Regions from separate parts of the Homo sapiens genome. Here region 1 is linked to region 2. The links are chromatin loops, found by intact Hi-C in ENCODE. Cell type or tissue: dorsolateral prefrontal cortex. All regions are shown on one strand.

Region 1 (8,000 bases), 58 kb after region 2:
AGTGTGAGAGGTCAGCCTGAACCACCGCAGTCTTCCATCCCCTCAGACCAGATCTCGTGCTGGGACATGCCTCCTCCAGCCCTGTTCTTTCCTCCTTGGCTGGCACAAAGAGACAACTGGCTCCTGAAGGTAGGATCCATAGTGAGAGAAATTCTCTAGGGGTACCTCTCCAGGGGTGGTTGAGCCATCAAGAAGTCTCAGGGGAAGGAAGGTTAGGACTCTGTCCTACCTTGTCACTGTCCACTGTGTTCTGAGAGGTCCTAGAAGCAATGGAGATGGTGTCTGGTTGGCTGCTCCCATCCCCCTGGCTGTCAATATCCTCCACTCCATCCCTGCAGGAAGAAGAGAAAAAAAACAGGGGTGGGGGTGGGGGGAACCACTGTGGGTTTAGAGCACACAAGGATTTCCGGTTGGGTGGGCAGAGCAGCGCCTCAGCACTTTCTAGCAGGGATTTGTCTAAAATTATCCTGCTAAAGAGAGTGGCCCTATGTGATTTTCAGTGATGTCACTTCTTGCACTTAGTAAACACATAATCACTATGTTGATAACTAAATGCAAAATGACCCCCTTCCCCAAAACTCCTCCAGCCCATGCTGCAGAGGGGGTGTATGTATGTATATATGTGTGTGTATATATATATATATATATATATATATATATATATATATATATATATACATACATACACATACACACACTTGGGAACGGGTCTGTAAGAGGCAGTAGGAAGATATATATCCTACTTAGAGCCTAGGCTTCTATCCAGGTGATTAGGTCATTTTAATAATCCCAAATTCAGGGTATTCAAGTTTTTGTACATGCTGTAATTAAGATGAGGGTTCATTTACAGCTGGCCTATAAAGAAAACAGAAGTGACAAGATTTCTTCTTCTTTTTTTTTTTTTTTTTTTTTTAAGATGGAGTCTTATTCTGTCACCCAGGCTGGAATGCACTGGCATGATCTTGGCTCACTGCAACCTTCACCTCAAGTGATCCTCCTGCCTCAGCCTCCCAAGTAGCTGGGTTTCCACGTGCCTGCCATCATGCCCAGCTAATTTTTGTATTTTTTTGTGGAGACGTGGTTTCACCATGTTGGCCAGGATGGTCTCAAAACTCCTGACCTCAGGTGATCTGCCCGCCTTGGCATCCCAAAGTACTGAGATTACAGGTGTGAGCCACTGCACCCGGCCAAGATTTCTTTTAAACTTGAGTTTCTTCTGTTCAAGAAAACAGGTTGTGTGGAATATTGTCTCCAGGGGATATTAACTTTGGGAAATTCCTGATATTAGACCTTCAACTCCTGGGTGTGGAGAAGGAATTTATTGCCTTCATCTGGCTGGGTTTTGAGGATCTCATGCATGTTTATAATGATTTCTTATCGATACAGAAGGCCAAGGCATTTTCTCAAAGATTGGTGAACAGTCACAGGTTCCACAGCAGCTTTGGAGCCAGCTGTGCTTCTGTGTGTCAGCTAAGGCCATCTCCTGAGTGCACTCCTGGCATTTAGACCCCTTCCTGGGCCCCGGACCACACAGCTGTCCCCATGTTCTTTCAGCTCTCCAGCTGTAGAACTGTGCCCCCATCCTGTACCAAGCCCACAGCCATGGCCAAAAGGGATTGCATGTCTGGAAACTGATGAAGGCTGCAAGGTCTGTGCCAGGAAAAGCTGGGGGAGATGTGGAGTTGGAGTTGGGTGAATTAGCACAGGAAATGACAGCTTTTCCCCAGGGGGCTTTTATAAAAGATACCCTGATGCTGCTTGTGGAGAAGTAATGGCATCAGGGGACAGGGAAACTGAAAGCCTGAGAATCCTACCACATGAACAAAGTGCCACAAATAACGAATTCACCTCAAAGGGTCTAAATGATTGCACTCTGGTGTATGTGTGAATGTATGTGGATGTGTGTGTGTATGCAAGTACCCATGCATGTGCACATGTATACACACAATGTCTATTCATCATAAAAAGTATTTTCTCCCATCCAGAACATTTCTAAGTCAACTGCTCTCTCACCATCATTTGTGGGCTTGGGAAATGCCAATTTATTTTAATAACATAAGCCACACATTCATAGGAAGGAAAATCTGCTGTAAAAAGACTTTATGTGACGCATTTCAAAACCAAAAATAAAGGACTTTTAGATCATCTGTTGTTTTGGATTATCTGGGCCAGCGCTCCCCACCATGTGTAGACAGTTGAGAGCTGGCTGTACTTTCTGCTTCCCGCTATTCTGGCCCATGGTGGGCCCTTCTGGTCCACTCCAGGTGAAGCCACTTCTGGGGGGATGTGGGGAGGCCACCTAGGACTGTGGGTAGTATTCCCCAACCAATGAACTCCTCTATAAACTGTCCCCATATCCAGGAATCCAAGATAACGGAATTAAAGACTGCTTGGTTATTCTCTGCAGAGTATGCCAAGGTTTCTCACCCACCCATTGTAGGACAAGAGAAAAGGTGGGAGCAGAGAAAAGGTGGGGGCATTTCCAAGATATGCCTTTCCCATGTTCTGGAAATGCTCAAACTCTCCTACTATAGGAAAAAGGGGCTATGTCAGGGTAAATAAGCCTAGTCAGCCTCACCTGAGTATCCTCTTTCACTATGATCCTAGACCATCATTTCTTTGTAATTGTTTCCTTTCTAATTTATTTATTAAAGTAGGGATTCCCTGAGGCATGGCCTGTCTCCACTGCTAGACTTTAGTCCACCCCCTCCTTACCTGGACTCTGGACATAGATAACTGGCATCAAAATGACCCCTTCACCAGAGCAGTTATAATTTGTCCATGCAGCACTGAGGAGGTGAACTTATCCTGGTCATGCAGGTCTTGGGGCTTCCGCCCCATGGAGGTTTCTCCACCATAGTCACACCCTTCTTTTGGCTACCACCTCACTCAGGACCAATGCTGCTGCGGCTTCATAGGCCCTGAAATGGCTCCCTACCCTGCTTGTCCTGGTTGGTGCCTAAGGGTCAACTAAATCCTCCAGATTTATTCCATTCAGGTACAGGGGAGGAGGGAAGAACCTGTTATCACCAATGGCCATCTCTGCTAGAACCCCATTTTTTTTTCTTCAAAATGTACGTGAAGTTTTTGTATGCTTTCTTTGGAACTGTCCCCCAAAAGAGTCATTGTAAGTGTAGGTGTCACATGGAGACTTGGGAAAGAAATACTTAAGAAGTCATCCATGGGTTTAGAGGAAACTGGGATTCAGAAGCATCCAGAAAGATATAAGTCCTCTTCTGCCCAATGACGTTGCTTATCATAGGTGAATGAAGGTGAGGTCTCTGTGGGGGTTGCAGTAAGACCTGCAATGAAACCACCACTCCACACATTACAGTACACAAAGCCCTTTGACTATCCAACCAGTCCAGAGAGTTCCTCCACTCTAGGACTCATCTAAAGTCCCCTTTCTTTGAATTCTTATAGAATTTATGATCCCTATACGTGGTTCTTCTGGTCTATTTCATGTGTCAGACATGACTATTAGATGGCTCTTAAGGGAATCGACTCATCTTACACTTCCTTTTATCTTGTAGAACCTAGCAGAGTGTTTATCATATAAGAGGTGCTCAATGAAGCCCTGCTGAATTTGACACTAGTGAGATGCTTAAAGATCAGATGACTCATCCTAGGTAGAACTCACAGGCCTTCCTGGAGAGTGCCACCTGCTGGGCACATCCCCCTTCAGAAGCAAAGATTCATCCCATTCCCGCACCCGGAAGCCTGTGAGGCAGGCAGTGCTGGAGGGAGAGGTGCTGGTTACCTCTTACTATTGTTCCTCTGTTTGGCTGGTGTTTTGGGGAGCTGAAGTGGCTCCTTTAAAGCTCCTTTCAGGTGAATGATCCTTTCTTGAATCACTTCTCGAATGTTCTTGATCCACTCCTGCTTGGTTTCAATGTTGGAGGCCTAGAGTGCCACAGGGAGAAAGACTGAGAACCCCAACTCCCATCACCTTACCAAAAACAGTTCTCAACCCTCCTGCAGTCTTCATCTGTTATTTTCAAGGATTCCAAATGTCTGGGGAGTTTATTTCTCATTTCATACTTATGACTCTTCAATACCAGAAACAGGCTTCTCCAACTCCCAGAACAGTGCTCCGACCTCAAGATTCAATGCAGAATTACTTGTACGGGAGTAACTGTCAAAGTATTTCATAACTCATAAGGCACTGACCAATCCTGATATCTGCCCTGGAGGTGGAACAGTATCTGGAAGTTCCCCCTGGGACAGGGATTAACACCTGGGTTGCTAGATCCTGGGGAGGTCTGGTGGGCACTGGGAGGGGCAGCATCTACTTCCCAATCAGTATGGATATATGTCAGGATGTTCACCTAGCATGGCTCCACAGACTTGTACTGACTAGAAATCAGTCCTGGGTTTGTGGCAAGCTCTGTTAACTAAAGGCACTGCTATCATTTTATGATGATCCCATTTGTCTTGGTAGAATTTTTTTTCTGGTAATTCTGCCTCACAACAGGTAGCAGCTATGCTGGCAGTTCAGAGTGAATACATGTGAAGCTTTTGTCGGGGTTGGACCATTTTTTCCTTGGTGATGGGCACTTTCCTGACAAGCAAATGACTGCTGGGAACTTCATCATCTGCATTATCGCTGCTCAGACAGGCTAACATCACTGCTGTGCCCCAGAGAGCTGCAATGACTCCTCAAGGCCGTCTTCTGGTGAAAGGCTCCCTCTTGACATTTCTCTCCATCAGCATGGTCCCCATGCTAATGTGATTTAGTAGGGGTTCAAGAATGTAGGTTCCCAGGGAATAAGGTCCATATCTTATACATAGTTATCCCCCACCACACTAGGCACTATACCTTTTACACGGAAGTTATTTAGGAAAAAATGTCAAATGAATGTGGAGCAAATCAAGGTGTCTTTTGTCAAAGCGTCAATTGTTCTTGCCACTTGAAGGAAGAGATACGGACAGAGCACAGTTTAAGCGGGCCTTGCTGAGCTGGTCCCACAAGCCACTCCCTGCTTTCTTCCCTCTTGGTCACACATGTGCATGCACTTGAGGAGACCATGCGTCTTTGAGATTCTGGGTCTACTTTCATGATAGAATTTGCTTCTCAATGCCCACGTGATGCTGCCATTCCCAAAAGAGGCCCATGGCTCAGTAGAGTCTCTGGGCCTTAGCTTTGAGGTGTCACTTGCCCACCCCCACTTCTATTATCCCCAACCCTAGTTTGTGCCTAGCAGAGAGCAGTACTTACTTTCAGCACTGTTTTATTGTCTGAGGATGGGGTGCGCCCAGACCACAAGGCGAATTTGCAGGGATCGCCCTCCACGTGCTCGGTCACACCCAGCTCTGAGGTCTGTAGACAGGAAATGCCTATGAGAGGCGGGGAAGGGGAGGGCAGTGGGGAAACTTAGGGCTGGGGTGGGAAGGGAAAGGCAACAAAGAGGAGAGGACCGAGGGAGGGGCTTCTGTCAATCAAACTTTAACAGATTGGATATTCTGTTCATCTACCCAGGATGAAAGGACCTACAGGCACGTGCCTGATTAGCAGGTACCAGGGAGGGAAGGTGAAGAGGGAGGTGCTAAAAGCAAACAGAAAGAAGAACTGTGAACTCTACAATGCAGACGTGGGAGGTGAGTGGGGTGCTTTCCAAATAGGAGACATTTTCATTTGTCCAGGATGGTTTTGGTGTGGAGGCCGGGGAGGAGATGAGATGAGTGTGTCCAGATCCCTTCCTGCCCATGGGTTCTATGAAAGCAGGGAGTCTTGTCTTACCCCACCTGCCCCACCTACCAGTAGCTTGTTCTTGTAAACATATTTCGTGTGTCCTGAAGAATCTTTGATCTCCTTGCTAAAAACCAAGGAGATCTCAAAGAGGAACAAGTGCCGCTCCCGCCCCTTCCGGATCAGCGACTTCGGGTCCCACACTTGAAAGGCATCCTGGAGAATCAACTCCCCCTGCACATCCAGGTTCTCGTCGAACCCTGAAAAACATCCATTTCCACCCTGTGGAGTTTCTCTACTGCCACAGTCAGGGGGCCATGTTCCACCCCCCTCTTGGAGAAAGGCCTCTCTTATTGTTAGTCTTCAGTTACTGAAGGGTTTTTTTCTCTCTGCTAACTCCAGAGACTGCTGAACACTTCCATAGACATCTCTGAGAATTGCAATTAGATCTCTCCTGCCCCCTTCCTGCACCATGTCTTTTATATACATAACCAATATTAGTGGAATCTCCTGCAAAGGTCCTATGCAACCTCACACCTTCACACACCCACAGTTGGCCTCCTGCAAGGGCAAATCCCATAGCTCCTTTGTCCTCCACAACTTTCTACTGTTCCTGACTTGTAGCTATGAGTGGGGTTGAGGACAAACACTGCCTGACTGAGTGTCTTCAGCTCCTCTTTATGTGTCATTCATTACCTTAATTCTTCTTATTATTATTTTTTATTTTTTTTGCAGTGGCATGATCGTGGGTCACTGCAGCCTTGAACTCCCAGGTTCAAGTGATCCTCCCAGCTTAGCTTCCCAAGTAGCTGGGTCATAGGTACATGCCACCATGCCCAGGTAATTTTTGTATTTTCTGTAGAGACAAGGTCTCCCTATGTTGCCCAGGCTGGTCTTGAGCTCAAGTGATCCTCCCACCTTGGCCTCCCAAAGTGTAGGATTATAGGCATGAGCCACTGTGCCTGACCTACCTTAATTCTTATATTCCATTTCTAGAATTCCTCCCTTTGATTACTTTGCACAAGCCTTCAACAGTTTATATTTATACCACTTGAAGTTTTTAAGAGATGCTCTCAAACTTTACTGTGCATAAGGATCACCTGGAGAGCTTGTGAAAACACAGATTACTGCCCACCCTCCAACCTCCCCAGATATTCTGATTTAGTAGGTGTGGGGTGAGTCCATGAATGTGCACTTCTGACAAGCTCCCAGGTGCTGTTGCTGCTGCTGGTAAACAGACCATGCATGGAGTAGCTGGATCCAGAGCATAGGTCAGGGACAGACTGGAGGAGCTGGGTACTTGCAGGTACTTCCAGGGTGGGGTGGAGGGGAAGGTACAAACAGAGAGGAAAGGAGTGGAGAAAAATGTCAACAGGAATACATTGAGATGGTTCCTGCTCAGCCTAGGGAAAATAGCCAGGGCTCCTTTGCTCTAAGAATTGAGGCTTCTGGTGCTAAGGATGGTCTGGGAAGTATGGAGACCGTATCAAGTCTCCCAAGGTGGTGTTGGTGGTATTGGCGGAGTAGGATGGAGTCCAGAAGAGAAAAAACAGCCCACGTGTTTACATATTTGCAACAGACTATACACATTTCCTTTAGCACCCATTAAAAATGTTAAGTCTTTTTGTTTGTTTGTTTTTGTTTTTTGAGATGGAGTCTTGCTCTATCGCCCAGGCTGGAGTGCAGTGGTGCGATCTCAGCTCACGGCAACCTCTGCCTCCTGGGTTCAAGCGATTCTCACACCTCAGCCTCCCGAGTAGCTGGGATTACAGGCATGCACCACCACCCCTGGCTAATTTTTGTATTTTTAGTAGAGACGGGGTTTCGCCATGTTGGCCAGGCTGGTCTGGAACTCCTGACCTCAGGTGATCCACCCACCTTGGCCTCCCAAAAAAATGTTAAATCTTAACTCATCTAACAAATTCCACCCCAGTATGGCTGCTCTGCCCACTCATTCTGCAGTGTTAAGACCACTTTATTGGAATCTTACTCTACAGGTTTCTGGTCCCAAGAAGATAGCTTCATCTGACTGAAGTCTTATCAGAGTTGTTTGGCTGGACTTACTAACCTTCTAGAGGACAAAATGCTGGTTGCACAAGAATGTGAATGTATTTAATGCCACCGAACTGTACATTCAAAAATGGTTAAAATGGTAAATTTATGTTATACATATTATGTATATTTTACCATAATAACAAAAAAAGAGCATAAGGCTGAAGATGGTATGTTTTGTGTGTATGTGTGTCTGTGTGTGTTTATGTGATCAGGCTTTCTATTCATTGTGATGACCAAGGCAATGTAATGCAGATGC
Region 2 (8,000 bases):
TTTTAGTGGAGATGGGGTTTCGCCATGTTACCCAGGCTGGTCTCGAACTCCTGGGCTGAAGTGATCCTCCCACCCTGGCCTCCCAAAGTGCTAGAGTTACAGGCGTAAGCCACGGTGCCTGGCCTGTGCCTGTTCTTTATCTCTGTACTCCCTGCCTAGGCTTCAGAGAACATCTAACTAGACACTGACTCAAGTTTGGGTGAGAAGGGCAGAGCCATACTCTCCTCGGGGAAAGAAGAGGCAGTAGTAGCAACTGGTATTTATTCTCCCTTCTATCTTCATCTCATTGCCCCTGGGGAACCCACACAAGTTGTCAATAGAGATGCGGCTGGGAGGATTAACCCACTGGCAACTTTGCCTCTGCAACACTGACCCTCAGGCTGGAGGTAACTGTCCAACTGTCCTGTCTACAGGGAGGCATCTCCTGGCTCCTTTGTGCTTAACTGAGGCTGTCTATACTGCTGTTTTGATTGTGCTTGCACAGGAAGGCATTTCCTGCAACACACCCTATAGCTTTGGAAGGAGGAAAGAGCTCATAGACATGATTCTGAAAATCCCAAGGCTACCTATAGAAGAGGGAGGAGAGGTGGCTGGGTGAAACCTGATCAAAAAGAGCAATTCATGGTTAGAGAGAGAGAAGAAGTTACGGGCTTCTCTGAAAGCCCCAGGCATTCCTGCAAATTGTCTACTGTATGGACTGTGCAACACTGGAAAACTGAGCTTCAGAGGAAACCAGGCCAAAGACCAGAGACGATTTTCACAGAAGTGCAAAATGTCATCAAACCTCAGTTATTCAGATGTGGGTAACCATTTCCCTTTCTGTGGATTACTGGGTCTGGAGCTAGACTGCTTAGGTTTGAATCTGTCTCAATCGCTACTATCTGTATCATCTGGAGCAAGTTAATTAGTCTCTCTTTGGCTCATTTTCCTTATCTGTAAAGTAGGAATCATATTAATTCCTGCCATATAGAGTTATTGGAAGGATTACATTAACACAGGTAAACCCTGATATGCATTACATGCTTAATAGATGTTATATATTGTTTATCCAGTAATCATAACTTGGCATGCACTTGAGATGTGTTTTCTTGCACTGATATCTTGTGTCGAGGGAGTAGAAATCCATTTCCAGGGCTGGGCGCGGTGGCTCACGCCTGTAATCCTAGCACATCAGGAGGCCGAGGTAGGCAGATCACCTGAGGTCAGGAGTTCGAGACCAGCCTGGTCAACATGGTGAAACCCTGTCTCTACCAAAAATACAAAAATTAGCCGGGCATGGTGGCGGGCGCCTGCAATCCCAGCTACTTGGGAGGCTGAGGTGGGAGAATCACTTGAACCTGGGAGGCGGAGGTTGCAGTGAGCAGAGATTGCACCACTGCACTCCAGCCTGGGCGACAAGAGTGAAACTCCATCTCAAAAAACAAACAAACAAAAATAAATCAATTTCCAAAGCACCCTTAATGACATATCTTGAGATAATCTGGCAGACTAGAAAGAAAAAAATAGTAAACTATTCCCAAACCCACGGTTCAAAGATTTAGTACCCTAAATTTAGGCTATAATTTCCCTTTGTAGGGCCACGGATGTGACTTTCTGCTCTTCCTATACTGGGCATCCTAGAGAAACAACAGATTGGAATCAGACTGGGAAGAGAATTCTTGGAACTGGTTGCCAAATCAGGGTAGATAATACATGTTTATTTACACTGTGGTTGTAGGGTGGAGGTCAAGGTATCCAGTCACACATAGAAACCTGGCAAACTAATTCCTGGAAAGAGGCCAAGCTCTCCTCTGGTTGACCAGGAAACTCTGGTTGGTCTAATTATTGTTAGGTAATCTGGGGACGGGCAGCCTGTCTGCCAGGACTGGAGATGGGAAGAGGGCACATGCGGAGCACCTGAGAGGGGAACAACCTGCCTCTGTAAGGGGTCTGGCTGGGAGCGGGGTGACTTACAGATTCGTGTTCAGAAGAAACAGCGCATTCTAAATGCTTTGATTCAGAAAGCAAATACTCCTGGTCACTGTCTCTCAGGCCAGAAGAAATGTCAGCAGACATCTTGTTAATTTTTCATCCTCAGGCAGACTAAGATAATAATTAACATCTGTATGGCCCTTTATAGTTTATAAACTATTTCATAGACATCATCTGACCCTCATAGATCTCATAAGGTTGGCATTATCATCCAATTTTATAGATGAGGAAATTGAGGCTCAGAGAGGTAAAATGACTAGCTAAAGATTGCATCCTAATAGCTAACTGCAAAGGCAGGACTCCAAGCCTAATGAGTCCAGCCTCCTCATCCATGCACTTATTCTTCTTCACCAGCCAGCTGCTGTGCTGGGCATGGGGCATACAGCAGTCAGGGAGACAGCTGTGATGTCCCTACCTGCACCATGCTTACAGTCTCTAAGGAGACACACATCACGTGTATGCATGCTGAATGTGACAACAGGAGAAATGAGGGATGCTGGCCCAGGGTTGGGGAATGGGGTCCCTCAGAAAGTGATTGGCTCTTACCAGTGCTGCCTCAGTCCATTGCTCCACTTGCTACTGCTGTGGTTGTGTCTTCTCAGAGCTGTTTATCTTGTTAGTTTGTGAGCCCTCCCTTGGCTGCAACAGTCAATAACATCTTCACGCCCGCTTAGCTAGGAGCCAGCAGGACCCTCGAGCATCTGCCTCTTTCTAGGTCAGTTGCTGAGCACCACCAACATGAGCCCATCTCCAGCTGTGCTGGCACCACCCCAGATCCAGCACATGTGCCCAGCAATGAGTAGAATTGGTATCAGCAACGGAAAGGGTTCCCAGCATCTTAAAGCATCTTCATGTCAAGTTTTTGCCCTCAGCAAATTACTGTTAGGGTTTCCCCTTATCCCTGACCTTACCTTCTTCAGTGTAAAGACAGGCCTTTATCTATGACCCCATACTTTCCATTTGCTCAGGTTAACCCACTTACTGGGTGAGTCCTAATGTGATTTTCTGCTCCCATCTGCTATTGTTGGTTGGTTTTGCTTTGGGACTGACTGCTTCCCCATGCCTCACCTCTGGTTCATGACATCATGCCTCCTTTGTCTCCTCCTCTCACCATCCTCTCTGGATACCAACCATCATGACATGCCCTCTAGGGAACACTTTGTACTGTTCCCTTGAACATGTGCATGGTTTATGATCCAGCTCCATCTTAACTTTTTATTTATTTATTTATTTATTTTGAGACGGAGTCTTGCTCTGTCACCCAGGCTGGAATGCAGTGGTGCGATCTCGGCTCACTGCAAGCTCCATCTCCCGGGTTCATGCCATTCTCCTGCCGCAGCCTCCCGAGTAGCTGGGACTACAGGCGCCCACCACCACGCCCGGCTAATTTTTTGTATTTTTAGTACAGACGGGGTTTCACCGTGTTAGCCAGGGTGGTCTCGATCTCCTGACCTCATGATCTGCCCACCTCGGCCTCCCAAAGTGCTGGGATTACAGGCGTGAGCCACTGCGCCTGGTCTTAACTTCTTAATTTTCAATTCAGACTGGCTCTCCAGGGACAAAAAGAGTAAAGGCAGAGGTCTAGTGGCACTAAGTAGCCACTAGAGGGAAGCAAAAGCTAGGCTTTTCTAAAGGAAACACGTGCTTGGGTTCCTTGATCAGAAGACTGGTCCCAAAGAGACTCATACTACACTGGCTAGGGCAACCACCAGCCCTCAGAGGAAATATAAGACAAAAAAAATTGCATACAGTAGGTGGCACATATTGGGGGCCCAATACATGTTTCCTGGATGAAATTCCTAATTTTAGAAATGAGAAAGCAGAGACTAGGGCAAGTAATGGGATCTGATCACAAAACTAGGTAGCATCGGGGCCCAGTCTTGCAGATTCTCTTTCCCTTACCCTGTACCAGGCCTCTTCCTCTTCCTCCCTTCCGGCTCCCTCCACTATAGCTCAGCCCAGATGAACTACCTGTCCATCCCAATCTCAAAATATTTTTGGAGAAACTGTAGTCATTTGAGAGAGACTCTTTTCTCTACCCCTTATGTCTGATCTATCACTTAGTCCTGCAAAGCTATTAAGTCTTTCCTTTGTCTCTTGGAAGCCCCTATGCTCATCCAGGTGTTCATCACCTGCCTCTCCATTTCTGCAGGTGTCTCCTCATTAACTGGTCTCTCCCACTGTCCATTCTTCTCATAACACTCTCTTATTTCAGAATTTACATGGGCTCTGCCATCCTTGTCCTGGCATTCAAAGCCCTTCATAACACTTCCCCACCCACTTCTTCAACCCCAGCTTCCACTACTTGTCTGTGTATTTTATCTGCTTGATCTCTTGAGGGTGCCCCAAATGTGTCCTGGCCATTTCTGCCTCTGGATTTCCATGGATGGGCAATGTTCCATCTCAATTGTTTCCCTTTTCCTCTCCAGACCCTGTCTTTCCTGCTTTTGGAGGTCAAGTACAACTCTCAATTCCCCACCTCTCTCACATTCTTTCACAGTGATTTCTACAGTGATGTCCCCTTCCTGGGACTAATTTTGTTCATCTTACACATTTTAACACTGAAGCGGTGAGAAGGACATATTTTGGATGGCTTGTGTGTATATATGTATATATTATAAAACTTTTGTGTATATATGTATATACTATAAAACTAAAATAAAACAGTATTCCCTATTTGGCTTACTGAATAGTCATTTTTAGAGTGGCTTCTTAGTTTTATCACTTTTCTCCTATTTTATGGCATTGTTTCAACAATAAGGCATCCCAGAGCTCTGTGTTTGGCATTAGTCAGAAGGACCCGTGTATGTGTGTGTGAGATTTTGTGTGTGTGTGTGTGTGATTGTGTGTGTGTGAGATTATGTGTGTGTGTGATTATGTGTGTGTGTGTGTGTGTGTGTGTGTGTTGGCTTCTTGGGGTTTTCTTTCCTTAAAAAAAAGTCAGTATTTCTAGTCCATAATCTGTGTTTCAGTTGGCAGTGGCAAGATAGAGGAGGCTGAGGGAATTGGTAAGTCTAGGAGCTTATAGACTACATCATGGTGATTTATAATCTGGGTTTTGAACTCAGCAGCCCTGAGTTTGAATTCAAGTTCCACCACTGACTAGCTGTTAGCTGTGTTACTGTAGAAATGTTAAAGATATAAGTTCTCTTTCTAAGCTTCAGTTCCTCGTCAATAATATTAGAACACTCAGTTCAGTTCCTCATTCAAAAAGATTAAGATAAGTACCAACTTAATAGGGCTGCTGTTTCAATTAAAGATTATCATGCATGGGACCAGGCACGGTGGTTCATGCCTATAATCCCAGCACTTTGGGAGGCTGAGGCAGGCAGATCACCTGAGGTGAGGAGTATGAGACCAGCCTAGCCAAGATGATGAAACCTCATCTCTGCTAAAAATACAAAAATTAGCCGGGCGTGGTGGCACATGCCTGTAATCCCAGCTACTTGGGAGGTTGAGGCAGGAGAATCATTTGAACCCAGGAGGTGGAGGTTGCAGTGAGCTGAGATTGCACCATTGCTCTCCAGCCTGGGCAACAAGAGTGAAACTCCATCTCAAACAAAATAAAACAAAAAGATTATAATGCATGTGAACACTTGATACCTACTTAATGGCTGTTGTTATTATTTGGTGTGATTGAGCCACTGAGGTCACATGGAATACTCCCTTCTAGACCTTCTGTCCCATTTTCCTGCTGAATGGCTCAGTGGTGCTGAGCAGAGAGGGTTCAGAAGAATTGGACAGTTTTGCCTTCCATTTGATAGCTGTAAGAGATGGGGGCTAGATAGTATGGGAGATAATTAAAATGTAGGTCCCATTAGAATATTTGGGCTAGATTTAAGATTTAATAGCTATGGCAAAATACAAAGTCAAGATGGCAGACCCTCCAAAAACTGGGAAGAGAGGGCAATTTTATCCTCCTTTAAATATAAGTCAACCATACCAATATGGATTGAGAGCAGCCAGATAGTTTCAGAGAAAGCAGAGAAAGTTCTACTTATCTTATAAATTTTTACAGTTCTTTCTTTCCTGTACCCCTTCCCCTGTAGTTATGAGTTTGGTAGCTAGAGAGAGCCAGCTTGACTTGAAATATGTCCTGGACAAAATATTATAAAAAAGAAAGTGAACAAGGACTTGGTGATGAAAACTTAGGCCCTTGGGAATACCAACCACACTCGCTGAGAGTTCCTTGTGGCAGTGCTTAGATGGAGAGCAAATTTCTTTTTATCTTTAGGAAAAATCAGAACCTGGAGGAACACTTGGGCAAGTTATAGAAAACCTGGAAATTGCCCCTGTGAGAAGGCTCCTATGCCCCCATTTTAGCAAACAGGGAGAAGAATGAGCTCTTAGCTATGGAGATGGTCGGTAGTATCAACCTCACAACATGTTTGGTACATGTAAGAGAAAAAAAAGAGAGTCCCCTGCTTGAGCCAAAAGGTTTGGTATACATAGGGGTAAGGGGGTAGCTGGGGGGTGGGGAGGGGCACAACCATAACCAGCATCATGACAGGGGAGCCACATTGTAACCATCAGATATCCTTTCTCCCTTCCTGCTCTCCTGGGACTTTAGCTACAGGCAATATATTGGATTCCAATCTAGAGACAGTCACTCTGGGTACAGGTTGGGCATGGTGGCTCATGCCCTATAACCCTAGCACTTTGGGAGGCCCAGGCAGGAGGATTGCTTCAGGCCAAGAGTTCAAGACCAGCCCAGGCAACACAGCCCTGCCTCTACAAAAATAAAAAAATTAGTTGGCATGGTGGTATGAGCCTGTAGAACCAGCTACTCAGGAGGCTGAGGTGGGGGGATTGCTTGAGCCCTGGAGTTGGAGGCTGCAGTGAGCTACGATTGTGCCACTGCACTCCAGCCTAGATGACCAAGCGAGACCTTGTCTGTAAAAAATACTAAATAAATAAAAATTATTTTGGCCTGGCACAGTGGATTATACCTACAATCCCAGCACTTTGAGAAGCCCAGGCAGGAGGATAGCTTGAGGCCAGAAGTTCGAGGCCAGCCTGGGCAACACAGTGAGATCCTTGCCTCTATAAAAATAAATAAATAAAATTTAAAATAAATTAAAATAAATTAAAATGGAATTTAAAAAAGAGGTGCTCCTCTCCCGGTGCTTTGACCACCCCTTCTGGAGGGTTTTGGTCGACTTCAAACCAATTTGGTTTCTAAAAGGAAGAGACTGCATAGAAAGTTCTCCTTTAAGGCTGACTTCAAGTTCTTTGTTCATTCATTCGCTCATTCATTCATTCAACAAATCCGTGTGAGTATTCTGCCTCTGGATTCACAGCCAGGACAGAATGTAGTTCCCAAATACCTGCCCCAAGCCCACAGACATGTATCCCCAGCATATATGGGCCAGGATGTCTCTGTATTCTCGAAGTTCTCTCACAGCTAAGACCTTCCTAAACTGCATTTTTACCAGCCTCCTCCACCTGCTTCTCATCTCCCTGAAAAGGCTTCACTAGACTCTGAGACCTACAAGAGATCCTTCCGAGACACTCCCTCTCTCCTTTCAGCTGCATCTAAGATGGATCCACACTGGGCGCTTTTGGGTCTAAGACCATCCCCTATATTGTGAGGGTACAAGGTTTCCATGGTGAAGGAGGCATTCTGATTTTGTACTTCTCTTTCCCTAACCCCCAACCCAGCTTCCACAACAACCCTCTTCTATATTGGAGTCCATATGAAGTCACTGTTAAAATCACCACTGTCTGCCTTTCTTTCTTTCTCTCTCTCTCACTCTTTTTATTGACATAAGGTCTCACTCTATCACCCAGGCTGGAGTGCAGTGGCATGACCACGGTTTATTGCAGTCTTGACCTGCCAGGTTCAAGTGATCCCCCCAGCTCAGCCTCCCAAGTAGCTGGGACTACAAGGTACATGCCACTATACCTGGCTAATTTTTTTTTTTTTTTTTTTTTTTGAGAGATGGGGGTCTCACTATGTTGCCAGAGCTGGTCTTGAACTCCTGGGCTCAAATGATCTGCCCACCTCCCAAATTACCAGGATTACAGGT

The links. Hi-C counts contacts between places; a loop is a spot of excess contacts. Peaks named below come from ENCODE experiments on the same cell type or tissue, not always from the same donor. Only the 100,000 strongest peaks of a DNase experiment are listed, where the experiment ranks them.
Region 1: a loop joins it to region 2, with 2.3 times the contacts of the local background. A loop is called at or near these places in 76 of 110 quality-filtered maps.

What each region holds. Positions count from the first base shown.
Region 1 is chr3:124,488,643-124,496,642 of GRCh38, reverse strand. KALRN (kalirin RhoGEF kinase) reads right to left here. Exons shown (of 60, transcript NM_001388419.1): 30 at 5,759-5,949; 31 at 5,219-5,320; 32 at 3,761-3,903; 33 at 230-332. Among named protein-coding and RNA genes, the nearest start is that of MIR6083, 120 kb to the right of the region's middle. RefSeq lists an enhancer at 4,764-5,963. In dorsolateral prefrontal cortex, a CTCF peak has its summit at 3,652 (motif pointing left); a DNase peak (open chromatin) is centred at 3,682; H3K27ac peaks cover 1,485 bases.
Region 2 is chr3:124,546,198-124,554,197 of GRCh38, reverse strand. The region is part of intron 33 of KALRN (kalirin RhoGEF kinase); the gene reads right to left. The region is part of intron 3 of LOC105374076 (a long non-coding RNA gene); the gene reads left to right. Among named protein-coding and RNA genes, the nearest start is that of MIR6083, 180 kb to the right of the region's middle. In dorsolateral prefrontal cortex, a CTCF peak has its summit at 3,572 (motif pointing right); no DNase peak of the experiment used is centred here.